Linked DNA regions of Homo sapiens: all the other regions are linked to region 5. Evidence: chromatin contacts called from ENCODE Hi-C or POLR2A ChIA-PET data. All regions are on one chromosome and are shown on one strand. Each heading gives the region's core, a stretch centred on a gene start or an enhancer-like site at or near the end of the contact. The rest is flanking DNA. Distances are from core to core; before and after follow the strand shown.

The links. A loop is a pair of places that touch in the nucleus more often than their neighbours do. ChIA-PET counts read pairs that join two places held with the same protein, here RNA polymerase II (POLR2A). Pooled maps may share reads with other maps.
Region 1: a map of naive thymus-derived CD4-positive, alpha-beta T cell shows a loop between it and region 5 (8-fold over the local background). The contact joins two enhancer-like sites. A Hi-C loop is called at or near these places in 1 of 168 maps with a recorded cell type or tissue (naive thymus-derived CD4-positive, alpha-beta T cell) and 8 of 50 pooled maps. POLR2A ChIA-PET finds 5 or more read pairs at or near these places in 2 of 52 experiments (activated CD4-positive, alpha-beta T cell and naive thymus-derived CD8-positive, alpha-beta T cell).
Region 2: a loop to region 5 is called in a map of heart right ventricle, with 3 times the contacts of the local background. The contact joins two enhancer-like sites. A Hi-C loop is called at or near these places in 39 of 168 maps with a recorded cell type or tissue (A673, CD4-positive, alpha-beta T cell, Calu3 and 24 more) and 37 of 50 pooled maps. POLR2A ChIA-PET finds 5 or more read pairs at or near these places in 1 of 52 experiments (MCF 10A).
Region 3: a map of CD8-positive, alpha-beta T cell shows a loop between it and region 5 (11-fold over the local background). The contact joins two enhancer-like sites. A Hi-C loop is called at or near these places in 4 of 168 maps with a recorded cell type or tissue (CD8-positive, alpha-beta T cell, PC-3, endothelial cell of umbilical vein and 1 more), 1 of 37 single-sample maps with no recorded cell type and 6 of 50 pooled maps.
Region 4: a map of endothelial cell of umbilical vein shows a loop between it and region 5 (15-fold over the local background). The contact joins two enhancer-like sites. A Hi-C loop is called at or near these places in 2 of 168 maps with a recorded cell type or tissue (PC-9 and endothelial cell of umbilical vein) and 7 of 50 pooled maps.
Region 6: a loop to region 5 is called in a map of ascending aorta, with 2.8 times the contacts of the local background. The contact joins two enhancer-like sites. A Hi-C loop is called at or near these places in 5 of 168 maps with a recorded cell type or tissue (IMR-90, aorta, ascending aorta and 2 more) and 10 of 50 pooled maps. POLR2A ChIA-PET finds 5 or more read pairs at or near these places in 1 of 52 experiments (MCF 10A).
Region 7: a loop to region 5 is called in a map of endothelial cell of umbilical vein, with 11 times the contacts of the local background. The contact joins two enhancer-like sites. A Hi-C loop is called at or near these places in 6 of 168 maps with a recorded cell type or tissue (dorsolateral prefrontal cortex, endothelial cell of umbilical vein, heart left ventricle and 3 more) and 15 of 50 pooled maps. POLR2A ChIA-PET finds 5 or more read pairs at or near these places in 1 of 52 experiments (CD4-positive, alpha-beta T cell).

The regions. Positions count from the first base shown.
Region 1 is chr3:177,999,736-178,003,832 of GRCh38, forward strand. No RefSeq gene overlaps it. Among named protein-coding and RNA genes, the nearest start is that of LINC02015, 180 kb to the left of the region's middle. Within about 2 kb of position 2,061, at least 3 of the 41 ENCODE cell types and tissues checked have a DNase peak (open chromatin) inside an H3K27ac peak, as active enhancers do.
Region 2 is chr3:178,318,934-178,322,855 of GRCh38, forward strand. The region is part of intron 2 of LOC105374235 (a long non-coding RNA gene); the gene reads right to left. Among named protein-coding and RNA genes, the nearest start is that of LINC01014, 98 kb to the right of the region's middle. RefSeq lists a silencer at 1,034-1,234. Within about 2 kb of position 1,583, at least 6 of the 41 ENCODE cell types and tissues checked have a DNase peak (open chromatin) inside an H3K27ac peak, as active enhancers do; they include dorsolateral prefrontal cortex and heart right ventricle, where a contact is called at or near this core.
Region 3 is chr3:177,942,753-177,946,514 of GRCh38, forward strand. No RefSeq gene overlaps it. Among named protein-coding and RNA genes, the nearest start is that of LINC02015, 130 kb to the left of the region's middle. Within about 2 kb of position 1,624, at least 2 of the 41 ENCODE cell types and tissues checked have a DNase peak (open chromatin) inside an H3K27ac peak, as active enhancers do; they include CD8-positive, alpha-beta T cell, where a contact is called at or near this core.
Region 4 is chr3:178,168,286-178,172,438 of GRCh38, forward strand. The region is part of intron 10 of LOC105374235 (a long non-coding RNA gene); the gene reads right to left. Among named protein-coding and RNA genes, the nearest start is that of LINC01014, 250 kb to the right of the region's middle. Within about 2 kb of position 2,491, at least 4 of the 41 ENCODE cell types and tissues checked have a DNase peak (open chromatin) inside an H3K27ac peak, as active enhancers do; they include endothelial cell of umbilical vein, where a contact is called at or near this core.
Region 5 is chr3:177,358,388-177,362,348 of GRCh38, forward strand. No RefSeq gene overlaps it. Among named protein-coding and RNA genes, the nearest start is that of LINC00501, 66 kb to the left of the region's middle. RefSeq lists enhancers at 48-287, 174-468, 1,142-1,983, 1,494-1,788, 3,079-3,278. Within about 2 kb of position 2,189, at least 38 of the 41 ENCODE cell types and tissues checked have a DNase peak (open chromatin) inside an H3K27ac peak, as active enhancers do; they include CD8-positive, alpha-beta T cell, ascending aorta, dorsolateral prefrontal cortex and 3 more, where a contact is called at or near this core.
Region 6 is chr3:177,903,844-177,908,079 of GRCh38, forward strand. No RefSeq gene overlaps it. Among named protein-coding and RNA genes, the nearest start is that of LINC02015, 89 kb to the left of the region's middle. Within about 2 kb of position 2,413, at least 8 of the 41 ENCODE cell types and tissues checked have a DNase peak (open chromatin) inside an H3K27ac peak, as active enhancers do; they include ascending aorta, where a contact is called at or near this core.
Region 7 is chr3:178,077,777-178,081,741 of GRCh38, forward strand. No RefSeq gene overlaps it. Among named protein-coding and RNA genes, the nearest start is that of LINC02015, 260 kb to the left of the region's middle. Within about 2 kb of position 1,380, at least 5 of the 41 ENCODE cell types and tissues checked have a DNase peak (open chromatin) inside an H3K27ac peak, as active enhancers do; they include endothelial cell of umbilical vein, heart right ventricle and prostate gland, where a contact is called at or near this core.

The DNA.
Region 1 (4,097 bases), core at 811-3,310, 640 kb after region 5:
CACATACCTTAGGCCAATTGATACTATCCCACAGCTTTTGGGTGCTCTGTTCTTGTTTTTCTTCTCTTTGTTTTCTTTCTTTTCTGTTTCATTTTGGGCAATTTTTATTTACCTATGTTCTAACTAACTTGATTGGTTTTTCAGTAGTATATGGTCTGCTGATAAGCTCAGTAAAGGAAATCTTCATCTTTGATAGCATTTTCTCTTTCTACTAGCATGTGTATTTGACTTAAAAAAAATACTAGGTCTCACTCTGTGATGTAGTTTGGATTTGTGCCCCACCCAAATCCTTGTCAAATTGTAATCCCCAGTTTTGGAGGAGGGCCTGCAGGAAGGTGATTGGATCATGTGGGCTGATTTCCCCCTTGCTGTTCTCATGATAGTGAGTGAGTTCTCACGAGATCTGGTTGTTTAAAAGTGTAAAGCAACTCCCCCTTCACTCTCTTACTCCTGCCTCTGACGTGTAAGATGCGTCTCCTGGAGGGGTTCTGTGGCTCATGCCTGTAATCCCAGCACTTTGGGAAGCTGAGACAGGTGGATTGCCTGAGGTCAGGAGTTTGAGACCAGCCTGGCCAACGTGGCAAAACTCTGTCTCTACTAAAAATACACAAATTAGCCATGTGTGGTAGCAGGCACCTGTAATCCCAGCTACTTGGGAGGCTGAGGCAGGAGAATCACTTGAACCCGGGAGGTGGAAGTTGCTGTGAGCCAAGATTGTGCCACTGCACTCTAGCCTGGGCAAAAGAGCGAAACTCCTTAAAAAAAAAAAAGCACCTCCTTCCCCTTCTGCCATGATTATAAATTTCCTGAGGCCTCCCCAGAAGCAGAAGTCTGTATAGCCTGCAGAATTGTAAGCCATTTAAGCCTCTTTTCTTTGTAAATTACCCAGTCTCAGGTAGTTCTTTATAGCAGTGCAAGAATGTACTAATGCATTCTGCTGCACAGGCTGGGGTGCAGTGGCGCAATCATAGCTCACTGCAGCCTCAAACTCCTGAGCTCAAGCAATCTTCCCATCTTAGTCTCCTGAGTAGCACAGACTACAGGTGCATGCCACTATGACTAGCTAATTATTTTATTTTTTGTAGAGACGGGGTCTCACTATCTTATCCAGGCTGGTCTCAAACTCCTGGTTTCAAGTGATCCTCCCACTTTGGCCTTCCAAAATGCTGGAATTACAGGCATGAACCACCACTACCTGGCCCATACTTGATTTTTTTTTTTTTTTTTTTGAGACGGAGTCTTGCTCTGTTGCCCAAGCTGGAATGCAGTGGCGTAATCTCGGCTCAATGCAAGCTCCGCCTCCCGGGTTCATGCCATTCTCCTGCCTCAGCCTACCGAGTAGCTGGGACTACAGGAGCCCGCCACCACGCCTGGCTGATTTTTTGTATTTTTAGTAAAGACGGGGTTTCACCATGTTAGCCAGGATGATCTCGATCTCCTGACCTCGTGATCCACCTGCCTCGGCCTCCCAAAGTGCTGCGATTACAGGCGTGAGCCACCGTGCCCAGCCTTGATTTTTTAAAGGTAGTTTCTATCTGTTGTAATTACTATTTGTTCCTATATATAATCCGTCTTTCCTACTAGATACCTTAACATATTAATAATGGCTATTTTATTCATCTGATTGCTTTAAAATCTAGGTCATTTCTTTGGTTTTGTGGATTGCTTTTACCATTAACAATTGATAGCTCTTTTTGGGTTTCATTTGTGTGCCTTGTAGTTTCAATTGAGTGATTCCATTGTGTGAAAAGGAATTACTGGGTCTGAGATTAATAGTATTTATGTCTGGAAAAGGACTTGCATCTTCTTTGGTGAAGTTCTTAGCATGGTGAGTGGATTTAATATAGTTAGTTGTTGATCTGGGCTTGGATTATTTTCCTTGATAATGCTGTTCTAATGTAGCACTGGCTTTAAATCTTACAGCATTTGTCTTCCATTAGCTTGTGCTTAGTGTGGTGCCTGGGGACCTGGAGGATCTTTCTCAGTGCTGGAGTTGTACTCTCTGGTTTTGGTAGAACCACCCTGCATAGCTGTGCCACACAGGGAGTTTCTCTCCTAGCTCGTGACCAGCAGTACACTGTTGTTGCATGTTAGTTTTGCTAGGTTTGTAATGGAATGATGGCATTTTTGTTTTGTTTTATTTTCCTGGTCAGTCTTAGGCAAGATTTGTGTGCCTGGGCCTCAGGGGTGGGGCTTTCTCTACATCCTGTTCTTCTTTTTCACCCCAGCCAAACACTGCTTTATATTTTTTTGTGGTCTTAGGTAGGAGTTTCCTGTTCTTCCTCCAGTTATGACAGATCTCTTTGTGTTATGAGTGTAGGATGCTAGGTTCAAGACAATTTCTTGCCTTTCCCCCAATGTCTTAGTCCATTTGGGGAGCTATAACAGAATGCTATTGACTGGGTGACTTATAAACAACAAATTTATTTCTTACAGTTCTAGAGGCTGGAAAGTACAAGATCAAGGTGAAATCAGACTCTGTGTCTGGTGAGGGTCCTCTTCCTGGTTCCTAGAAGGTCATCTCCTTTCTGCATCCCCACATTGCAGGAGGGTTGAGTGATCTCTCTGGGGTCTCATTATGAGGACACTAATTCCATTTCTGAGTGCTTTACTCTCATGATCTAATTACCTCCCAAAGGCACCAGCACACTGAGGATTAAGTTTCAACATATGAATTTTGAGGAGATACAAACATTCAGTGTATGGCACTCAAGTAGAAGGACTTTTGCTTTTACTTCCATCTCAGCAAGAATGGAGGCTGTGTCCTAAGGATGAGAAGCTTTTCTACTCCTTTCCCAATAAAATGTTGGTTTTATTCTACTCCTATACCAGAAGCAATGCATCTTTACCCATTTGCTGAGAGTGAGAGCGTTCATTGCCCTTCTCTAGAATATTAAGGCTTTTGTTTTGTAGGAAAGAACAGTTCAGGGAAGTAGGCACAGCTCTGGCCTGGTCATTAGTAACTGCCAATCATCTCCTTTATGCCTGTGCCACACTGAGTGGCACTCTTCCCTGTAACCTGCTCATCCTCCAGTCTTTCTTGTAAGCATCTGATAGAAGTCTGTGGAATAGAAAATGTGAGTGTTGGCTTCCCTACATCTGGTTCTACCAGCTCTTCTAAACTTACATGCTTGACCACACTTAGTATTGAAGAATTTATTAAGCTTTTGCTAAGTTGTTTTTATCCATTTTATGTTGTATACTCTGATGTAGGTGAATAAGTTTGTGTATCTGTTTTTTTTTTTTTTTTTTTTTTGAGGCTTGCCCTTCTTTGGAATTGCATTTATTTGATTGTCTTATATCATGAATTGAGTGTTGGTATCTCCCAAAATTTCATATGTTGAAATCCTAACCCTCAACATGATGGTATCAGAGGTAAGTCCTTTGGGAGGCGATTAGGTAATGAGGGTGGAGTCCTCATGAGAAGGGTTAGTGCCCTTACATGAAGAGACATGACACCTTGCTCTTTCTCTACTCTCCACCAAATGAGGATACAATGAAATGAAGGCCATATACAAACCAGGGAAAGTATTCTCACTGTAGACTGGATCTGCCAGCACCTTGGTCTTGGACATCTCTGCCTCCCAACCTGTGAACAATAAATGCTTGTTTTTTAAGCCATCCAATCTATGGTATTCTGTTATAACAGTCCTAATGTACTTCGTATACCTTTTGATCTCAGTTTTCTGATGGGCCCAAGAAAAGTTAACGTTTTGTAGATTATATGGCTTTTCTTTTTTAGGAAAAGAGCAATGTTTTGCATCTTTCAACATCTTTAAAGAAAAGTAATCTTGAAGTGAATGCCAGTACTTTGGCAGGTGCTTAGTAAACTTCTGAAACCATGTTTTCACTGTTTCTCTAGCCCACCCTCCCTCCCCAACTCCTCCCCTAAAGCTTTTGCTCCCCTTCATTTTTAAAGTCTTGCCAGAAGAAAGACTGCCCAGATGGTGAGTGGAAAATGTAGAGGAAGGCTCTGTGCCTTATATAGCCCGAACTATAAACTTGTAAAGACACTGAGTTTTACTTACTTAAATCTATTTTATTTAAAATGTAAATATAAAATATTTTATTTCTATTTTGGACAATATAGTAGGTAG
Region 2 (3,922 bases), core at 333-2,832, 960 kb after region 5:
TGATTCACATTTCTTGTAGCATGTGCTTACATCATCCTGGCTCGATTTAATAACCAATCAATGAAAAACTAGGCATGTCCCACAGATCAGCACTAGCAAGGATTTGCATCTTGCCTGCTTCACAGAAGTCAAAGTTCAGTTTATAAATTCATCATATAGGAATCTGAGTCCTGACAGCCAAGACAGAGTATAACCCCAGGAAGTAATTTATCTCCCCATCCCCACAGAGATGCTGTAGCTTCAATAACTGATAACAGAGCTGTGGGATAAGCAAGGCATTGGTCATAAATGGAATGTTCTAGTCTGGTGTTCCTCATTTAGGTGCTTTTTGACCTTTGGTGGCTTCTGACATCATGAAATGAGATACAGTCGCTACCTGCTAAGGGACAGAGTGAAGAGGGATGAGAGGAAGTCTCAGTGATTCTCTGCTCAGGTGATTTGCAATACCAGAAGCCAGAAACTGAACTTTCCCAGGAATCTCTCTCTCACCTGCCTGTTTGCTTGATACACCATTACAGCTGCTCCATTACAGTTGCTCAAGAAGAAATGGCTGAAATGGAGCTGTTGCCTCTAGCTGACCAGAATTGGAATGCTCATGTGACCATCTGACCTTTTCTGACAGATAAGACACAGTAATAAAAATAAGAATATGCTTCTCATGTCTGAGTGCGATATAATTTGCATAGCATTTTCAGACACATTTCTGAAGGAGATCCTCCCTGTAGCCCTGGGTGGGAATTGGAATTCGGATGAGGTTTTTCTTTTCCATTTATTTATTTTATTTTATTTTTAGATGACAGAACTTAAGCCCATTGTGCTTCTGCGATTTTCCCAGATTAACACAGGTATTAAGTGGTTGAGTCATTTCCAAGCATTTTTGCACAATTAGCTATTTGTCCTGTCCCTGTCTCCCTGTCCCCAAACCAAAGCAACTTATGTTTATTCAAATGAGGTAGAGATCTAGATGACCTTCCAGGACCCTTCCAATGACACGTATCAGTCACCATATTAATAGCAATATATCTCTCAGAACTAGCCCAAGGATTTAGTAGATTTCCAGATTACTTTGGAAGGAGCAATAATTATAGTCTTTTAGTTGGAACCAGAGAATCACACTCCAAGAAGATTATAAATGGTCATAACTTATATATTTATTTCACTCTGTTGTGCCAAGAGCTAGCAGCTTACAATCCAATAGGGAAGATAGATATTAAATGAAGAAGTACACAATGCCTTAATTCCTACAGTGCTATTTAAAGGATGACAATACTCCCCTGGATACCAGCTAATATATGTCAAACTTCTTATCAATAAACAAATCACAGATTGTTAAGAGAAAATCATGGCAGAAAATAAAGCCAGTTTTGTAGATCATGATTTTCTCTATTGTGGAGTTGATAGAAAAAAAAAAGAGAGTCTGTAAACTACAGAAAAAAAAATATAGCTGAAAAAGTAACCCTGTGGTCTTCTTGCTAGTCACCACTTAAGGAAGTAGAGATTTTTCCAGACCCTTCTGTCACTCTGGGCAGGTGACTGACTTATAACTCAGGTGTGCATTTGCCTGCTTAAATCTGCCTCAGTTCCAAACAGCTTGCCATGCTCTATATATAGAGATGACTTCACCCTCTGTTGGAATGCAGCAGCTGTTCAGCAGTGCACACTGATATGCTTCAGAGACTTAGGCCATATCTAATTGAGCACTTCAATACTGCAGAGATAGGCGCCTTGGAAATATTTAGATAAAATACCTTTGGCCAGATGGAAGCCGGCCAGGATACCAGCATAAAATCTTCATCTCACAGGACTGCTAGTGAGCCTTGGCGGGGGGCTCCATGGAGGGAGGTGGCATCAGGAGAGATGCCAGTCTGTCCTATCCACCCCCTGCACTGTAAACATGACACAAAGAATAGTAGGAAATAGGAGAAATCAGAATTTTGTTGCTTCCTCCTTCTCCCCTTGGCAGACCAAACACAGCCTACCCTCTGTGAAAACAATCTGAATGTTAATGGTGCCTCCATGTCAGGAAGCTTCCCAGTTGTAATATTCCCCCACAGGACTGTCCCTTCCCCTAGAGGCCAGATTGCCAGCCCTGGAAATTGGTTGGCAGGTATAGAATCAATGGTACTTTTTAAACATTTATTTGCCTAGGATTCATTGCTAATCTTGCTAGGAGAAGCAACCAGCTATCACAGTTGGCTGGGAACTGGCCAGAAAGCACTTCTGGCTTTGCTACCCATGGTCCACATGACTCCAGCAAGCCTGTGTTGTGCTGGATCTCACTTTTCCCATCTGTAAACTTTAGAGATTGGCAGATTTAACTTCAATTTCTCTTCCAGCTCTAAAAGAACCTGTGTGTGTCTTTCACGACACAACTCCCTCTCCCATTCTTTTTTCTTAGAAGAAAAAGAAAAAAAAAGAAAAAACATTAGCAGATGATAATGAAAACATCTTGCATTTGCATGTAATCTATTGTTTAGATAAATATATCCACCTTTAAGCCAAAGTAAGTGCTATTATTTTCATTTAGAAGAATCAACAGAAACACAGAGAAAATGAGTGGTTTGCCCAAATCAAGCAATTAGAAAGTACATTTGAACTGGGTCTCTGTCTTATCAATGATGAAGGGATCATTTACACAGTAATGCAATTGCCTATCTGGATGTGTCATTTATATGGACTCAGAAAAAATATCGAGGTTAGGAATAATAAGTATCTAGCTTTGGGTCTTATCTATGCTTGGATTTAGGGGTTTGGAAATAAAACACACAGTCTGGCCCTCCAGGTTCACAGTGCAGTAGGGGCACTGGCCTAGTTAACCAATGCTTGCCTGCCATACAATGTGGTAAAACACTGAATAGGACATCAAATTTATACTTGGAGCTTTAGAGGGCTGAAGTCAGGGGAGGCTTTGCAGAAATGTGTATGTGCTACCCAGGCAGAAAAGGATAGTGGAGCAGGGGGCAGACAGTGAAGAAAGTGCTAGGGAGGTTCTACAAACAAATAGTGTGTGAGTGACTGGAGTTTAGAATGCTTGTCATAAATACTGGGCCTTTCACATAGCAAGATACACAACAATCGAATATTTGAACATCCAGGTGGAAAAGTTTATTGGCAGCTGGATATGAGAGTCTGACGCTCAGGGTTGAGGATGAGGTGTAAATACAAAAGCCATTGAGCCTCAATTTTTTATTGCATTTTTCTCTCTCCATTTCGAATATTTTAGTTTCTCTGAAGTGACTGAAAACACAGCAGTGCAAATGACAACCATTTCTAGACAGAGTCACTAGGGTGTCTGCAGTTTGAAGAAAGAAAGCTTTGTGAAATGTTGTATCTTTGAGCTAGGAGTTTGTCTATCTGCAATTATTGCTTTAAGGACATAAGTATAAGTTAGACAATTATGATCTAGAGGAAGGAGGATAGGGAAGAGAGTAAGAAACAAGGGAAACAAAGTTAAGGTGGAGCAAAGCCCACCTAGTGAGTGCTCAATAAGTTTTACAGAAATGCAGAAGTGAATGTAATCGTTTGTTCCTAATAAGTAGTGCCCAACAAGTTTCACAGAAGCTCAGAAGAGACTCAGGGGTCAGGTGTTGCTGTTCCATTGTTTTTAAATGAAGTGTTTGCTCAAGGTACTTCTAGAAATTTATTTTTAAGGCTTAACACTATCAGAAAACATTTCAAAAAGTGGTAAAAATTACAATTACTTTTTTAAATATAAGAAAAAACCTTTCAAAGTAGAGAAAATATTACGGTTGACCATTCCACTGCTCTAAACCAAAAATGAAGTTATAAAGCTTCTCAGTAACCTGTGTTTCACATCCCACACATCACCCAGTAAACTATTTTCTGAAGAAACAGGAGAATATTACAGAATAAAAAACCTTAGAAATGTGAAATAACTATGTGTGAATGTTGAGGGACACTC
Region 3 (3,762 bases), core at 374-2,873, 580 kb after region 5:
AGTACACAGAATTAGACGTGATGGAATGGCCTGGTTGAATAACTCTTTATTACGCTGGACTTACTGCTCTTAAAACCTAAGCAATGTTCATGTCCATCAACAGACTAAGATCTATTTGTCTAAGTTTAAATAGTGTATTAATTTAATTCATTTGTCAACACAGCTGGTCTCTTTAGGTATTTTTAAAACATCAGCACAATGATTAAAATAATAATAATCTGTAGAAAGTTAAGATTAAATACATGTCTATGTTAAAATTGGCCATACTTCACAGAACCATTTTCATATGCTTAGCACTAGATAAATTTATGTGACAAGAGTAAAATTAGACAATCTATGACGTATGTCATCGAAACATATGTCATCAATTAATAGGCTGAATTTTCAAGTCCCATTGCTAGAAGACTGTTAATAACTCCTATGCTTTCTTTATTCTTGTAATTTAGGTGAGCATCACCATGTTCAATGATTAGACCTAACTCATACTTGAAAACAGAGATCATTGAAAAATTCATATGAATGATACAACTAAATGTACTTCCTTTTTATATGGAAAAACCTCATAATATCTAACAGAGATAGATCCACTAGAAGATAGTAACAACAGCAAAGATAGCAGTTATACCACGTAGGGGGGGTCTCTTCTTTACTGAAATCAAGATCTTCTAAAAAGTGAACATAACATTTCTTTCTCTATTTCAGTTAGAAATTAGAGGCTGACTTTTCAGATGTGGATGCTGAACCTTGCCAACCTCAGTCAACCAAAGCTATTTTAAACATTTTCAGTCTGGCCTATCCACTTGTAACCAAACTTCTTAGGACTTGACACCCATACCCCTACTTCTTGGATCAAGGCTTGAGCCCGATTATTCCTTTTTGCTTTCTGGTGTCTGGTGACAGCTTTACTCATAGTTTGTTTTCAGCCCTCCCCAGTAGGCTTTATTTTGGAGTGCAATTCTTTTTTTTCTTTTTTTTTTTTTCTTAGATGGAATCTCGCTCTGTCGCCCGGGCTGGAGTGCAGTGGCACAATCTCAGCCTACTGCAACCTCCATCTCCCGGGTTCAAGCAATTCTCCTGCCTCAGCCTCCTGAGTAACTGGGACTACAGAGGCACACCACCACGCCCAGCTAATTTTTGTATTTTTAGTAGAGACGGGGTTTCACCATGTTGGCCAGGGTGATCTCGATCTCTTGACTTTGTGATCTGCCCACCTCTGCTTCCCAAAGTGCTGGGATTACAGGCGTGAGCCATCACACCCAGAGTGCAATTCTTTAGTTACTTCCGATTCCTTTTTCTTTTCTGGATATTTGGCCTTGGTCTTGTTTGGGCAGTCCTATGGCATTCTGTCTCCACAGTATTTAGAACTCTTTTGATTGAAATAATGAATGCCCAATTTAGACTAACGTGGAGTAGAGCACATTGCATCCAGGCCCAAGGAATAATTGGTACAGAGACACACAATGCCACCAACATTCTTTCTCTTGTCTCTGCTTCTCTTTCACTCTATTTCTTTCTTTTCTCAAGTTGCAGACTTGACTTCTCTCTTTTATAGTTATGACAGGAAGTGGTTTTTGAATTCGTTTCCCCCAAATTCATCACTTCCTTTTAAGAAAGCTGTCAAAGCAAGCAGGAACTTTTGGATCCATTCCAAATTCTCAGAGAAGTGTGATTTGCTTAGCCTGAGCCAGATGCCCATCCGAAGGCCAATGACTGTAACAAGCAGATGGAGTCACATTATACTCTTAGGGAAGCCCTATAGTAACCATATAGATATAGATGGTTTTGAGGGGTTGAAGAGTAACTGTAGTTTCCAGACAAAAGATGAGGCAGTCTTAGGGTAGATTCTGTGCCCTTTAGAACAGACCTCTATGACACTTTTTCTTCTCACTGCTTGCTACATCATTTCCTCAAGAATCACAGGACTTTACAGTCTGTGCCGAAAGCAGCCAAAAACCAGTGGTTTTATGCCATTTTCCCTTGAATCCCTGCTGGTAAGCTTTTTAACATCTATCTTGCCTTTTGAAAGTGAAATGTTATTTTTTATGTCTTCAGCTCTCATAATTAGCTCAAGAACGTAGCTTTCTCAGCTAGCATTTTTTTACTCTTTTTAGACAGAACAACAATACCAAGTTTTCTGGATGCCTCTCTGTCTCCATCTGCTTTACCATCTCCCCTTAATTGAGGAAAAATTCTAAGTAACCCTGATGGTCATTACTCGGTGTCAGTCTTGCCACTATGTCACAGCCTGTCATAATTACATGATGTCACTCTATGCTAAATTCCCCCTCCTAATGAATGCTTCATTATCCAAAAGAGAATATATTATATTAAATCTACATTTTGCAGTTTTGGCATTTTGCTAAAGATTATGCTTTATCTGGACCTTGAGAATACCAGAGGTTCTTCCCTTTGACTTTGTATGCTTAAGTAGGCCTTGACCTTTCCCTTTTTGAAAACCATTGTTTGATGCTAAAATTTTAGTCACACTCTAGTTGCCTTCCATGGAGCATTAGGTAAAGCAGAAGTAGCAACACAACCCCAAAACACTAATTTAATAATTGTTGGTGGACTCTAGCTAAAACGTCTTAACTTGAATTATGATTGGAGGCATGAAAACATGAAGCAACATTTCAGATACTCCTGGAAAATTACACATTTGACTGTAGTAGTTAATAAGCATAGAATTAATTATCAGAATTTTCAAGGTATAAGGTCGTCATAAACCAAAGACAGTATTTAGGCATATGTTAACTTTCCAACATACTTTAGTATAGTGGTTCCCAATTCTGACTGACTATAAGAATTAACTAAATAACTATTTAAAAATACCCAGATTCTTAAACTCTGCCCAAGACCTACTGAATGAGGATCTTTGGGAGAGGAATTTTATATAATATTTGATTTTGATTTTGAGGAAGAGAGATTTTAATGTTCTCCCAAGTGATAGTGATGCTCAGCTAAACTAGAAATCACTTATTTCTATTACAGCTCTACTCTTTCCTTTAAGTGAACTCCAGGAAGTCATTTTGCTCACAGATGTGACACTGGCAGATTAGAAGTACACTTCACTGATAAGTCCGGAGAGTTACCCATCAATGTGTCCCCATAGTCCCAGCCCAGGCTCTTCTGCCCTCCTCATTCTTCATTAGTTACAATTGACACCTCTTTATAAAAACTAGGGCCTACTCCAACAAGTTTGAGAAGAAAGAGAATGGCTCGTCCCACACCCCAAATCTGGGCTCATTTGAGAGGGGAGAACCATACTTCCCTCGGCTGTAGAGTATCCAGGAGATGAAATACGAAAAAGCACTGAGAGGCAGACGCTGCCTGTCTCAGCCTCTTGGACTGTTCTTAGCCCGAACCTCTTGCAATCCTGCCTGTAGCTTCAGCCCCACCCTACTCCTTAAGACCAACCTAATCTTGGACATGATAGTCTTTACACAACTTCTGGGGCATCACTCCCAGGCTGGAGATATCGTGACCTGACTCTGGTAACTAGGTTTCAGCATTTCTCTACACGTCAGAGTCTTTATCTCGGCAACCTGCCTGATACCTCGGTTTTCCCAGATCACACTTCTCAGTGTGGTATGGGACATCCTTCACCAGGATCTTCAAAGGTGCCTATCAAAAAAATGCCAGTAATGAGCTTGCACCCAGACCTATTAAATCAGAATCCTTATGGCTGGAGTCCAAGAAGCGTATTTAAAAATAAGTGAACAGTCAAGTTGTTTTACAGAGTCCTCAGCTTCTCTAATCTGGAAA
Region 4 (4,153 bases), core at 1,241-3,740, 810 kb after region 5:
TAAAAATGCACAAAAGATCTGAAAAGACATTTCTCAAAGGAAGACATATAAATGGCAAACAGGTATATGAAAAGTTGCTCAACATTATTAATCATTAGAGAAATGCAAATCAAAACCACAATGAGATATCATCTCACCCCAGTTAATATGGCTTTTATCCAAAAGACAGGCAATAACAAATGCTGGTGAGGATGTGGAGAAAATAAAATCCTCATACACTGTTGGTGGGAATGTAAATTAGTACAACCACTATGGATAACAGTATGGAGGTTCCACAAAAAATTAAAAATAGAAGTACTGTATGTCCCAGCAATCCTACTGCTAGGATTCTCAAAAGAACGAAGTCAGTATATCAAAGAGATAATCTGAAATCCATACTCTCAGGTTATTGTAGTGCTACTCACAAAAAACAAGATTTGGAAGCAACTTAAGTGTTTATCAACAGATGAATAGATAAAGAAAATGTGGTACATATACACAATGGAGTACTATTCCGTTACATAAAAAATGAGATCCTGTCATTTGCAGCAACATGGAAGCAACTGGAGGATATTATGTTAAGTGAAATAAGCCAGGCACAGAAAGACAAACTTTGCATGTTCTCAATTACTTGTGGGAGCTAAAAATTGAAACAATTGAATTCATGGAAGGAATACAATGATGGTTACCAGAGGCTAGAAGGGTAGTGGGTGGTTGGATGGGAAATGGGGATGGTTAATGAATACAAAAGTATATGAGATCAAATAAATAAGATCTAGTATGTGGTAGCACAACAGGGTGACTACAGTCCACAACAATTTATTTTACATTTAAAAATAACGAAAAGAGTACAACTGGATTGTTTGTAACATAAAGGAATGATAAATGCTTGAGGTGATGGATACCTCATTTACACTGAGGTGATTATTACACATTGTATGCCTGTGTCAAAATATCTCATGTACCCCATAAATGCATTCACCCACTATGTATCCATAAGAATTAACAATTGAAAAAGAACACAGCAAGAAAAGAAATGAGGTGATTAAAAAATGGGTAACACATCTGAATAGACACCTCACCAAATATATGCTCATGTCAAATAAACATATGAAAAGATGTTCCACACTATATGTCATTAGGGAATTGTAAATTAAAACAAGTTACTACTGCTCACCTATTAGAATGGCTAAAATCCAAAACACTGAGCACACCAAGTACTAGTAAAAATATGGAGCTACATTAACTAGTAATACTAGTAAGGATGTGGAACTACATGAACTTTTCTTCATTGTTGATAGGATCGCAAAATCCCATAGGCACTTTGGAAGATGGTTTGGCAGCTTCTTACAAAGCTAAATGTGCTTATCATATGAGGCTGCAGTCATATTCTTGGTATATACCAAAATTAATAGAAAACATATGTACATGAATGTTTATGACAGCTTTACTCATAATTGCCAAAACTTCGTAGAAACCAAGTTGATTTTAATATGTGAATGAATATAAACAAATTATGGTACATCATATGATGTAATATTATCCAACAATAAAAAGCTTTGAGGTATAAAGCTCAAAAAAAATAGAAAAACCTTAAATATTTATTGCTAAATAAGAGAAGGAACTGTTGAAAGTCTATACACTGTATGATTACTACCATATAAATATCTGGAAAAATTAAAACTGCAGAGATAATAACAAGATCAATAGCTCTTACAAGTCCAGGGTGATAACTGCAATTATTGATAAATTAGATTATACATTAGTCAAAACCCAGAGAATTGTACAACACAAAGAGGAGACTTAATGTGAAATATGAACTTTAATTCACAATAATATACCAGTATTGGTTCACTAATTATAACAAATGACCCACACTAATGTAAGATATTAATAATAGGAGAAAAGTGTATGTACAGTGTGTATCTGTGTGTGTGTGTTTAGGTAAATTATTTGTTGTATTATCTTCTCAATTTTTCTGTAAAGCTGAAATTCTTATATAAATTAAGTGTATTAAAAATTAGAAATTTTATTCTGTAAATTGAAATAATTACATAAGAAGCAACAGAAAAATTAAGATTTTGATTTGACAGATAGTAAGAAAGGTAATAGATATTCCTGGAAGAAATGCTACATATTTTTCAATGTGGAGCAAATAATATGACATTCATTATAAAAATAGCAAATGTTACATAACATAAATAAAATGTAAATTAAAGATGCTATATAGTTACTTTACAGAAAGGTTTATTTCAGATCTTATTAAGCACAGAAATAAATGATAGTTTTTATATTACTGTGCATTGTTAAATTTCACTACTGAGTTAAAATATAAATGTAGCAAGAATGAACATCGATTCATATAAAGCATATATTGTCTCAAAGTATACGACATTTGCATTTACTCAGTGTTAGCTAACAGTACAATTCAATGTGGTTATGAAAGAGCATAATGTGGTTAGCAGATTTTTCTACCTACTCCAAGAGCCAGACTAAAGCTTCCCCATGGAATTAGATTTGGGTATTAGGCAACAGGAAATGTGCCTGCTGATAACTGAATTACTCTGAACTCTAAAGAAGTCACTGGGACATTTTGTCCATTAAGTTTACAGATGGCAAAGTAGATATGTCATTCACAGCTGCATGCATGAGGATATGACATATTTGTCTATATTAATCTCATGGATCACTTGACATGACTCATTCAACCTCTCTTTCTACTACATGAATTAGCAAGATTTCTGGTGGTTCTAAAGTAGATCCAAACACTTCGGAGGGAAATATAAATACTTGTTTCATTATACCAAGTAAGTGGGCCAACAGGGCGCATTTGGTGCTTTAATTGTCCTTCATAATCACAGTAAGGTAGTAAAAATTAAATCTAAAATAATATAAATAGGCCAAAATGGTATATATGATGCATATATGCATGACAAGAGTTTTTATCTTCAGTGGCAGCACAGGCAAGATATTAAACTTATCATGGGAATTGAATTAAATTTCAAAAAAATGCATTGGCTAGAATTACTCAGAATTCCCAGGGGCAGGGAGGGGACACTCTATGAGGTTAACCATTTACTATGTTTAAACTCAATAATTGTGAGCTGAGTATAAATCAAGAAATCTGCTCAAACATCTGTGTCTTACTTAAAAGTTTCAAATGTCACAAATATGTGTGCTATGATGAATATTCACGGTTATGAAGCTGTGGTGAATATATTCCGTGAGGCCATATGACAGGCTGTCCACCAGCCCTAGCCAAAATAAGACATCTAACCAGAATTAATAAGATAATTATCAATGGTCAAGAACACAAATAGATGATGCCTGAAATATATGAAACTGCATAAGCACACAACTCAAGCATTAAGCGAAAGGAGAAACACTGTCATATTACAATCAAGAACCTGGAACAGTCAACTGAGAACCTGGAGGATGCTAGAAGAACTTATTATACCTGGAGCAAAATTTGAAAATTCCTTAGTCTGAAAGTTGGGAGTTGAGTTCTCACATTTGAAAAGCCATGCAAAAAAGTGATTAATCTTAAATTTTGTGTATACTTAAACAGAAAGACCAAGGTCTGAAGTCCAATGTCATACAAAAAGTCACCTTCTTTTTCTATGCAGATTAGGTTGCAATTTAAAGAAGTTTAAGCCCTGTGACAGAAACCACTTGATCTCTAACAATATGTTTAGATAATGAGCACTTCAGTATAGCCCTTCAAGCTTTTTGTAAAAAAAAAAAAAAAAAGAAAAAAATTACATTCATCTCCCTACATAATCTGTTTCTGATGTCTATTGCCACATACTCAAATAGCAAAAATCTTAGTTGACTTTCATCTTTAAAATTTGACATATTGGAGGAGCAATCCAGGACAGTATTTGATTTTAAATAGGGAAAGAACTCACACTCTAATACACAGAGAGAAATAAGTGGTGAAATAACACTTACAGGCTTGTAAATGGCAAATGTGTCTGCAGTGGGCAGAGCATGCTGCTTTCCTCTCCTGGGAATGAAATAAAAATGTGCCAACAGAAATAGCATTGAAAATGCCTGGTGGTAGAGGCAGTGGTATTAACAAAAGCATTCTCCTCCTCATTAAGCAAGTACCAATTAGATATATGGAATCCAAGAGCTGAAAGGGGTATAAGGAATTAACTCACTAGTCATCCTC
Region 5 (3,961 bases), core at 939-3,438:
CTCCCAGCCTGTCTGGCTGTGGCTGAGGCTCTATCTTTGTTTTCTGCTCGATCTTTATCTCTGTTTCTGCCTTCAGATTGGCCTTGCCTCTCCTCTCCTGACCATGGGAAACATGGTCATGTATGTTATAATATCTTGCAGTTTTAGCCCTGGGGAGAAACTGACTTTTTCACTTCCAGTTTCAAAATTTCCCAAGAAGGCTTTTGATTGGATTCAAATATGTCAGCTCTTCCCGCTGGGACCAATCCCCTGTGGCAAGGTGGGGGAGGGAAATTTGAGAAGGGCCGTGAATGGTCCAGCTTAGGTCAGAGGTACAGTTTCCACGTCCCCACCCCCACCCCCGCCCCGTCAACAAAACAGCTCTGCCCTGTAAGCCTGTGGGTGTGGGTGAAGGTGGAAGTGGGTCGGAAGAGGCTGCGGGCTCCACTTTGCCAGGAGTGTAGGGGGAAGGGCTGAGTTGAGGAAACAATGGGTCTAGCACTTCTGCTGACCTTGTTTTCAGAAACAACCACAGGGCCTCTGGCCCCAGTGGAACTTGACTCATAAAGGCGAGAGACTTGACTATTGAAAAAGGTCTCCTATGAAATCTGAATTTCACTTAATCCTCAGAACAACTGTTGAGGGGGTTGTTACTACTCCCATTTTAAGACGCGGGCTGTAGAGAGGGTAACCACCCTGTCCACATTCACACAGCGAACACGTGGTGGGGCAGGGCTCAAGTCCAGGCGATTCCAAAGTCCCCCCGTGCTGTTTGCGCCACGCGGTGCTCCCACCAAGCCCACTCCGCGGGGAGAAAAACCATAGGCCTCGGAGGAGGAGCGGCTCCTCGCAGTGGGGTGGGGCAGAGGCCAGCATGAGGCCTTGTTCACTGGAGGATTCCACAGGCCTGGAACGGAAAGAATGAGAGCTCTGCAGGCAGGCAGAGCCCAGGGCGCCCAGTGCCCCCAGGCTGCGACAGCCAAGTCGGTGGGCGCGCATGGCGGGGCTTGAAGGAAAGGTCCAGAGCCGGTGGGAAAGGCCACGCCCCGGGGTAGAGCGCTTCCTTCCAGATCCCGGCCTTTAACTGCAATTCCGTTTTAAGGGCAACCCTGCCCGGTTCACACCTAGCCTTGAAGATGACAGATTGCACTGTGAGCAATTTGCAGGGTGAGAACGGGAGCCTACGACTCCGCACCTGCACTGCCAGAGCCATAAATGCAGCAAATCATGGCCTATAAAATGTCACCACTGCTGAAGTGCAATTTTCCAGGGGTCTTCTGCAGAGGGAACTCCACCACGGAGAGCGACCCTCGGCTCTGCAGCCTAAGAGGAAGGCCCCTGCAGGGTGGGGGAGGGAACAGGGAGGTCTTCCTCCCCATCCCCTTCGTGCCACTGCTCCCCCCTTTGTGACCCCACTCTGCCACGTGGTAAAAGCTTCCGGGGGGAGGCATTAGTTATTTCTGTCTGAGGAGTTTTTGACCAAACGTAAACATCAGAGGAGCGGGAACCCGAGCCCCGCCTGGGCTGGGCGGCAGCGACCCCGACGCCGCGGCGGCAGAGCCGGAGCTCGAAGCAGCCGCCGCTGTTGCGAGCCGCCCCTCCCCCGCCAGGCTGGCGAGCCCATTTTCGCTTGGCCGGTCTCCGCGCTGCCGGATGGATTGCGCCCCACCCCCGCTCCTCTGCTCAGTCATTCAGACTTGGAAAGTCAATAACACGCTGACATCATCAGGGGTTTGTGTATTATTACACGGCTACTTTCCAGAGTACCTGGCATTATCTAAGAGAGGAGCACTCCGGCTGCCCAAGAAAGGGCCTGAACTGGGAGCTTGGCGGCCTCGGGGAGGGGCGGCTGCTCAGAGCCAGGCCTTTCCCTAGTGGGGAGGGCATCTGCAAGGCACAAATTAGAAACAGACTATGAGCTTTTGCTTCACTAAATGCAGATGCACTTTAGATATCGATACATGCTTCATTTTGCCTTCGGGTGCACTTATAAATCATCCTTAAGTGACCTCTATTTCTACCAAAGACATCCACTTGGTCTTTAAGAAGCATTCTTAGTGATCCTCACAAAGGAAAAAAAAAAAAAGGAGATATCTTCTGTGACAGGAAGCCAAAGGCTGATTTTCTTTTTTTTTTTTTTGAGACTCTTGGAGTGTGTGTGTGTGTGTGTGTGTGTGTGTGTGTGTGTGCGCGCGCGCGCGCGCGATTCTCTGTTATGTAATCGCCATCACGGGTGATTAGGTCTTCTAGGTCTTTCCCTCCAGGGCTGAACTGGATGGTTTGGTTGCTGTGTTTTTCTTAAGCCTCACACAGGGCAAACACACATGAAAAACATGTCCCAGATTTATGGCGCAAAACTGCTCTCCAAGCAAATTGCCTTAGAAGACTGTCTCGGTTTTGGAGGAAGGAAATAGATGAATTTGTTGCTAATTAAGACTCCTTATCTTACTACTCTGGCATTTCCTTTTTTCTAGAACGAATTTTTAAAAATAATTTTATGTAGTTTAGATGTTCCCTCCCTTCCCCCTTGCTGTAATGGTACTTGAAATAGCTTAAATAACTAATTGTATAGACAACTGTACTTTTGTTCTACACACACACACACACACACACACACACACCAGTTAACGTGAAAGGCAGTAACTCATACAACATGGTACCTTTTCTGTTTGGCCATACAGACTGTTTCCTTCTTTACACACACAGGGCTGATCTCATTTAAATTCTCTTAGCATCTTAAATTGCAAAAAATGGCAGCCAGCTGAAAACTGGCTACCTGGAGAATTACAAGGGGAGAGAGCTGTTCTTTGGCCTCATCTTAATCTCTCTGTACCTCAAGCAGGGAGTCCATCTCTGATAAAAGTCTTTAGAGCTCCCCAGGAGGAAGCGAAGCAGACATGTTTTTCAACAATGTAACAATTTCCCTATGTGTACTTGATCATTTCGGGAGAACTTGTAGTAGATTATGACTACTTCCCTCCAGATGGTCTGACGGAAAAACTCTCCCACCAGACTTGCACTTCTAAAATCACTTCCCCAGGCCTGGCCCTCCCACCCCACCCCCATTTCCCCTTTCGGAGGTGCAGGCAGCTGGGGAGGCCTGGAACACCAGACCTCCAAGATGGCCCAGCATGTGTTGAGTCTGGAGGCTGAAGCTGCTGAAGTGGGGAAGGGTCGGGGCACTCGCCTCCAACTGGGAGCTATTTACCTAGGGGGTTTCCCTCAGCTCAGAGAGGAGCATGCAGACCTGACAGTCTGTCTTTTTGGTTCTCAAGATGAAGAAACTCTTCAGTCTCTAAGCACTTCCGGTTTTTAGCCCAGCTGACCCTCTCGTCTTTGCCTTAGCCTCTCCCAGACACAACTGCCTACTATAGGGATCCGTGCTAGGGAAGGACGTGGGCCACCTTGCTTTGGGTGCTGAGCTTCGGCAGCGGGCAACGGACTTCCTACCCTAGAGTTTCTGCCTAAGCAGGGGAGGACAAAGTCTGGAGGATCAGCTTGGATAGAACCTGATAAGTAGGAGGCAGGCTACCAGTTGCCAAAGTTCAGCACCCCTAACTAGAGGCTGACAAGGTTCTTTGCCTAGCAAGGAACCTTATATTTGGCAGAGGAGGAGAGAATTCAGTGAAGAAGAGCCATGTTGGGGGGATGGAGGAGCAGGAGTCTCTGCCCTGGACAAGCTCAGTGTGTTGGAACAGGTAGACACAGAAATGACCGCCTGAGAGCATGCCCTCTGCCCTTCAGTGAGGGCCTCTAAGGGGCTGGTCCTCCTGTGCTGTGGGAGGGAGAAGGAACTCCAGGTGACCGTGGCATCAGGCTATTCCTCCCACAGCTGGCCCTGGAGGAACCCTGGTAATCTGATGGGCTAGGAGCGGTCCTCCGGGAGTGACATTATTTCCCCCGTTCCTCTGGTTCTTTACTGCCAAATATTTGTCAGCTGGAAAGAACTGGTTGCATTTTGATTCATAGGCTTGTCTCTTTC
Region 6 (4,236 bases), core at 1,163-3,662, 550 kb after region 5:
AGATAGTTATATTATTTTTCTGAATCTCTCAAGCTTCACATAACAGTGAAAGATTCATGAACCACTGATTTAAAAAAGGTACAAAAGCAACAGTTTTTAAACCACCTGCTATATACTCATTTGACAATATTAAGGGGCAATGCTTCTGGTGTTTTCAAAGAAATTGGAGTAGTGGGCAGGAGAGCTATAATTAAGGAGGAGCACTGCACTGGGATTGGACCAAGGTTTTATATTAAGAACAACATTCTGTTTTATCCTAACTAGTGTAACTTATTCATTCCACAAACATGTATTGAATAACTTCTGAAAATAAGGCTCTTTTTGCCTTCAATAAGATCTCTGCATGTAAAAGAAAAATACTAGTACTAGTTATACAAAAACTTTGAAATAATATATCAGCAGGAGGCAAAATCAAAACAAAATAAGGCCTGGTGTGGTGGCTCATGCACTTTGGGAGACTGAGGTGGGAGAATTGCCTTAGACCAGGAGTTTGAAACCAGCCTGGGCAACATAGAGACCTTGTCTCTACAAAAAATAAATACACTAGCAGGGTGTGGTGGTGGATGCCTGTAGTCCTAGCTACTTGGAAGGCTGAGGTGGGAGGATCACTTGAGCCCAGAAGGTAGAGGCTGCAGTGAACTATGATCATGCCTTTGCACTCAAGCCTGGGCAACAGAGCAAAACCCTATCTTTAAGCAAACAAACAAACCAACAAAACAACAGGACCCCTGTCGTATCTCTCCCCATGAATAATATAACAGGCAATTTCTTGAATATTAAAACTGGTATTCCTTATAGATTATTACAGTGGCCTCACTTTAAACAGAAGAACCTGAAGCCCAAAAAGGTGAGGTCACTGCTTTAAATTAATAGTTAGAAAGCTGCAGAATCAAACAGACTCAGTTCTCTAGATTCCTAGCCCAGTTACATTTTTTTAGTATGACACTATCACCCTTAACAACAACCAACAAAACCCAAACTGCTTAAAACATTTTAATCCAAGGCAAATCTTTAGTTCTTCTGGTTTGCTGGAGTGGGAGGTGGGGTGGAGGGACTGGGGAAACAGTAGGATGAGGCAGTGGAGATTTAACATTCTTGTATGTGCTGGAGTGCTGTGCTAGGTGCTTCCATTTTTAATCTCTTTAAATGCAAGAACTTTGTGAGATCAGTGCTATTCCCTCCATTTTCCAGGTGAGGAACCATGAGTCTCAGAGAAGCTAAGAAGTTTATCCAGACACCCACATTTTTGTGAGTGGTGGACTTAAGATTTGAACCTGTTTTGGTTTCCAAGTTCTTTGGTCTTTTTACTGTTCCTTAATTGTTGCCTGTTACAGGATGCCTTGCATTTCTTCATAAATGAGTCCAATTTTTGCCTGCCACCTGGTTTATATGACTGTCCAGATTGATTTTTCTTTTAAATTTACATTTTGCAACTGTAGGCTTTTTTCCTTTCCATTTACCTCCTGCCTCAGTCATGAGGTTGGAAAAAATGAGAAGTATGCTGGTTTTGTTTGGACTGAGAACATTCCAAAATGTTTGGCTGCACCTCAAAACCCTGTTAAAATAATATTATTTATAACTTTCTGCTTGGTCAATTTTGTTTTAAGTTTGGCTATCTCCCATAGGAGGTTATTCTTTCTCCTTGATGGTAAGGTTTGCTGCTTGAAAGCCTTAATCTTAAACATTTTTCAAGTAAGACTCAGGTCCTTGCCTGAATACAAACTCGTTAGATAATAGCCCCAACCACTCTGAAGCAGTTCATTGCAGAAGCTCACTCTCAGCTGTTGTGGGTGGGGTGTTAGCAGAATGAATGCCATAGGTTTACATGTGAACCATCAGCCCTGCTCACAAAATATAATCTGTCCAGCACCGCGATAGGTTGCATTTTAGAGCTGGGCTTTAGTATGGTGTGACTGTTTACCAGAATGCCTTCTGAGGAATACAAAGTAATTTTTTTTTTTTTACATTCCTCCTCAGTAAGGTTATTGTTGTTAGCAGATTTATTTAGCTGCCCTAGCAGCTTAAGACATTTCATTGACTTTTGAGCAGACGATTTGATTTTTCAGGCACAGATGGGGGAAAAACAGCTAGCAGAATCATTAGAATGGATACCTACCACAAGTAGTAGGGAGGCAGGCTTTTAACAGGACATAGCTAAAGAGAAGACCTGTCTTTGCCTCAATGTGTAATTGAACACTGTCTAAAATTGATGGCAAAGCAATGTGAATTATAGGGGCCAAGGATTTGCTATTTAGAAACTTAAACAAATCTGCTTTTTCTAAAAGGCCTTTCTTTTTCACACAAAAACGATGGTCAGTGAAGTGGCAATTCTCAGTGAAACGACAATGCTTCTCCCTCAGGAGCAGCTACCCTCAAGGAAACAGAGCCAAAACACAGAGACTGAATCATTAACCTAAAAATGTAGTTACATAACTGCTAAAATTCCACACTTTGCAGGCCTGTGGCCTGACTTTAGCCTTTAGAGACATTCCTAGCCCAGTGGTTGCTAGTAGCCACTGCTCACATTTCTCCATCTCTCTGCCTCCCAGGAGCTAAACTCCTATTGATTTTCCCAGAACCCTGAGCTGTCTCCATAATAGAATGATTTGGTGGGCGTCCTGTCAAATGCAAAAGGAAGCCTCTGCCAGACTGAGCATTAGAACACGGTGTTTTTAAATAGAAATGTGAAATATCAGTGCAATTACAAATCAATAAAAACCCAGAGGGAAAGAGAATCTCATTTGAGGAAAGATCTTTAAGTTTTTTTCCTTTCTTTTTTCTCGTAATGAAAAATTAGATCAGGGAACCAAATTTATGAGGTAAAAACTGTCAACAAAGTATTCCTAGCTGTTGCTGAGGCTGAGAAAAAAGAAAGCTAAATCATGCATGCAGTGTGAGTATGTGAATGACACATTTTAATATATTAGGGAGTCAAAATACCTCTCATTTTTTACTTGTGTTTTTGGCTGTTGCCCAAATCGTTATTGTTTTATTTATTTTGCTAATGTCATTCTCTTATGCCTTTTTCCAAATTCCATATTTTCTCCTAGGTTTGCTTTCCATATGCTGGATGATGTGTGTGGATTTTCAGTGTGTGTTTCAGAGTCTTAAAAGCTCATGCTAGCTTGCTTAACATACCTGCCATAACTCATGATATAGAACCCTATGGAGAACTGTGTTGCAACATGGATGCAGTGCCTATACTAAGGCACATTGCCAAGCTGAAGACTGTCAGAGAGCATCACTAACGGAGGTAAGCCAGTAGGGTCTAAAAATCTTCACAGAGAGAAGGTATGACCAGATGATAGTCCATTAAATTGCGTTGAGGTGCAGCACTATGTTCTAAATTGGTGTACCCCACGAATTTATATGTTGAGGCCTAATACCCAATGTGATAGTATTAAGAGGTATGGCCTTTAGGAAGTGATTAAGTCATAAGGTGAGGGCTTGACCCTTATGAATGAGAATAGTGACCTTATAAAAGAGGCTTGAGTGAGCTCTCTGGCTCTTTTTTGCCATGTAAGGATGCAGCAACAAGTCACCATCTATTAAGCCAATTACCAGACACCAAATCTACTGGTGCTTTGATGTTGGACTTCCCAGCCTCCAGACCTCTAAGAAATAAATCTCTGTTGTTTATAAATTACTGAGTCTAAAGTACTTTGTTATAGCAGCCTGAATAGACTAAGACATGCAGCAAGTGAATAGATCACTCACTGTAGCCTGGATCTCTCCTTCATTATGACAGGGTTGTTTCTCGTACTGGACATAGGTCACCTTTGCTAACCTCTTACAGAAATTCTAAACTTTGTGAGAGGAAATGCAGAAATGTGAGAGAAGAACAAGGAGCTATGTGAAGAAGAGAGATGGAAATGGATTGAGACTGTTGAAATAGGAGAAAATATCTTGGTTTTGACATCATTTCCAAAGAATCATAGTTATCAAATAAAAAATTTCACAATTATCCAAAATTATAATAAAAATTCAGTGGCTGGCAAAATGGCTGAATAGGATCAGCTCTGGTGTGCAGCTCCCAGTGAGATCCACACAGAAGATGAGTAATTTCTGCATTTCCAACTGAGGTACTTGGCTCATCTCATTGGGACTGGCTAGACAGTGAGTGAAACCCATGGAGGGCAAGCTGAAGCAGGGTGGGACATTGCCTTACCTGGGAAGTGCAAGGGGTCAGGGAACTCCCTCCCCTAGCCAAGGGAAGCCATGAAGGACTCTGACATG
Region 7 (3,965 bases), core at 130-2,629, 720 kb after region 5:
ATTTGGGTAGATTACTTAACCTGTTGGCCCTCAGTTTTCTCCTCTGCCTGTCTACTTTTTGCGTTTTGCATAAAGACAGAGTTTCACCACATTGGCCAGGCTGGTCTCAAACTCCTGAGCTCAAGCTATGCACTAGCCTCAGCTTCCCAAAGTGCTGGGATTATGGGCATGAGCCTTCACTCCCAGCCTTTTCATTTAGAATTTTAAAAAGTGTATGTGTATGTGGGCCATGTTTTTGTCTTTCCTTTTTCCCAATTTTACTAAGAAAATCTTTGTATATAGAAATAGATAAAAGAATAGTAGAATGCTCAGTTTTATACTACTAACTTAGGTTATAAACTTAACATTTTTCCATATTCTTTTTATTTTTTATGACCCAGTTGAAAGTAATTCGCAGATATCTTACTACTCTTAAATATTTTGGCATGAATCTCCTAAGAATGATGATATTCTCTGACATAACCATAATACCTCTATCACAAATAAAACAACAATATTTACCTGATAGCTTCTCTTATCTAAGTCATATTCAAATGTCCCCATTTGTCTCAAAATTGGATTTTATAGTTTCTTTTTCCACCCTCATCTATGATTCAATCATATTTCTTGCATTACATATAACTATTATTCAAGACAACCTGTAGTGTCATAAATTATTTGGGTTTTCATATTATGGTAGTTTTTCTATTTAGGACCACTTGATTGTGAAAATATATGGCAAAAATAAATCTTTGAGTGAATAAACATACCTAGTACACGGTAGTTGTTTAACATTTCCTTGCTGAATACATGAATTTAGTTATGTTTTTAAGTGACAGTGCATTTTACTAAGCACAATTCTAACTAAATATATTGGAAAAACAATACATTTCCATGTGAGAGGCAATTTTAAGTTCAGTCCATAGACTCTAATTATAGCTCATGATTTTGATCATTGATTTTGCACCTTATATGGAGCTGAGCACTGAGTATTAGCTCATTTTTCACAACAAAATCATGGTGTATTATTTTTCAGAGTAAGAGGCTAGCCAAATTAAGTATTTAAAGATTTCAAAGTTATTAAGAGAAACAATCTATAGATAAACTGGAGGGCTTATCACATATACTACACTGCTTTGCATGACAAAGCTGGGTGGGTGCTCGAGGAGAGCTTATTTACTCCCTTGCAATGCTTCCTCAGCCTCACCTAGCAGCCAGGTTCATTTCTGTCTGCATGCTCGACCTTCCCAGCTGAAGCACTGTCTAGCATTCTGCTTACTTATTGCTCTGGCCTTAAGGGAACTTAGATCTCTGTGAGGAAGCCCTTTGAAATCCAAAGAATTAGTGTACAGTTTTTCTGTTCAGACAGAACTTTCAGCAAGGTCATGTCTGTTTCCTGAATGAACAGGATTAGGATGGAAAACTGGAGCCTTTCCCAGCTCAAAGGGAGCCAAGTTTCACTGTGTCATTTCATTATTCTCTTTGAAGTAAATTCCCAGAAAAATCAGATGCATCCATATTAAGCTTAAATAGAAAACACATCTCAAAGCCAAATGGACATGATTCAGGGAGTTTGCCACCATTTTGGATTGCCTATGCTTTTGTTCCCTTCTGTTAGTGAGAATAATCACATTTTTTCTGTAACTTCATAGAATGCGGATTAATCCAGTGCAGCCATATTCCTGCAATGTATCCTGAATTATTCAGAGGATAGATCAGGGAAAGGAAGAGATCAACTTTACTAAACATCTGATCCTATTACAGCGTCAGAGTTTAGTTTGGTTTGTTCTTTCAACCTGGCAGTGGAGATTATCTTTTATTTTTGTGATTTCATTTCCCATGAAGTGATATTTCTATTGAGTCTGTAAATCAGTGGTCTGTTCACATAAAATAGATATGTCCACCCTCTTAGAGAGAAAATCCTTCCTAAAAATCTGAATAGACAGATTTAAAAAATAGCCCCCAGAAAAATATCTGGCTCGCAGTTGGTCTCCTTTGTGGGATTAACTTCAAATCTGCTAACACATTAAAAAAAAAAAAAAAAAAACTAAATTATATGTCAACAAAAAGTCAAAATTAATCATGAAAAGGTTCAATACTATGTGTGAGAGAGAAAGACTTGTTATAGATTTAAAAACACTGTGTATGAGATCTGTATTTCTAGATGCCTTATAAACTAAACCTGTGGAAAAGAGATCATACCAGGTTTGCACACAAAGTAATGAAATGTGGAATCAGTCCCACAACTTTCTAGCCACCCAATATGTAAGTGTCCTAAATGCCTCTCATTCTGGGCACTCAATAAATACTAAACAGGGGCAGCAATTTCGTTTCCTGTCTAGTCAGGGTGTCATTATTTCTGTAAAGTCTCTGAGCTAGTGAGCACATAGAAAAACACAATCCACCACAACCTGAAATATGCCTTTGCCCTCCCACCTTCTCCTTTTCATGTGGCTTAAATTGCTGTGTGACCTACTGGAAACCTAAGAATATTAGCTCTCAGTTACCACTTCTTCAACCTTAACCTTTCCTCTCCCAAATGCCAAGAAGATATAGCAAGTCTAATCAGCATATTTTATTTTGCCCTTTTCAATAAGCTGTTTAGTGATGTTGATTTACTGTTGGAAGAAGTCTAAAAAAAACCTTCACTATCTTTTGCTCATGTCTCTGTTCCTTAGGGAAAATGGCATTTTATGTCACTGCTTGTCAGGGCGTTTTCAGTGTTGCTTTCTCCATTTTGGAGGTCCTTTGGGAGAGTTCACTTGGACCTTTCTCATGTCCTTCATTTATTAAAATACAAAGTAAGTGAGAGTAACTAACACCCAAATACTTATTATTACTCTTGGTTATGAACCTTCTTTCATGCTACCGAATAACCATCTCTGTCACTATACAGCAGGACATGGTCCTATGCCCAAAACATTCACTTGGCTTCCAGGATGCCACACTCATTTTCCTACTACCTCACTGGCTGTTCTTTTTCAGCCTCCTCAACTGGCTCCTACTCCTCTGTCCTCCAAACATCAGTATTAGGGTAGTTTAGGATTCCATTCTCCACCTTCTCTTCTCTGTGGATGTTCACTGCCTGGGAGAGCTTCTCCATTTCTTTGGCATTAGATATCTAAACACTGATGATTCTCAAGTTTTTATGTCCAGTTTACAGCTCCAAGCTGCAGATTATTATACCCAACTCCACATTTAACATCTTGACTCTGATATCTGTGTGGTTTTACAAACTTATCATGATACGAGAATTCCATATGTTCTCCAAATGTGCTCTTCCTCCAGACTCCCCATTTTAATAAAATGTGCTACTATTCAATCAGTTGGCCAGGCCAAAATCATATGGGGCATCCTTGATTTCTCTATTTCCTTCATTTTCCATACACAAGTCTTGCCAGTTCTACTTCCAAAATATATCCTGAAGTTGTCCTCCTCTACACTGATATGACTCTCACCCACACTACCATTTTTATTTTCTATTGACTACTGAGATAACTCCAGGATGGTTTCCAGCTTCCAATTTTTCTCCTCTATAGTCTATACTTTGCACAACAGAGTGACTTTTTTTAAATGTACATGTGGTAATGTAACTTCCCTGTTCAAAACTGCAGTATCTTCTCATTATGAGTTAAGTAAAATATGCCCTCCTTACTGTAACCTACAAAGCCCTGCACCCTTCCGTGCCCTGATCTCCCACCATTTGCCCTTGCTCTTCAATGCAGCCACCCTGGCCTACCTGCTTTTCTTAAAACACACCAGTGCAGTCTCGGCCTCATGGCCTGTCACTCATTGCTTTCTTTGCCTGGAATACTCTTTCCTCTTATCTCCGTACGGATCCTCTTTCACATCTTTCAGAGGATTTTCCCCATCCCTTTCTCCCTCCAAAACAGCTTTTCCTGCCTTATCTCCAGTGCTGCTTCACTCTTTTTCAAGGCACTTATTACTACCTGAAAATACTTATTTTTTAAGTTATCCATTGCCTG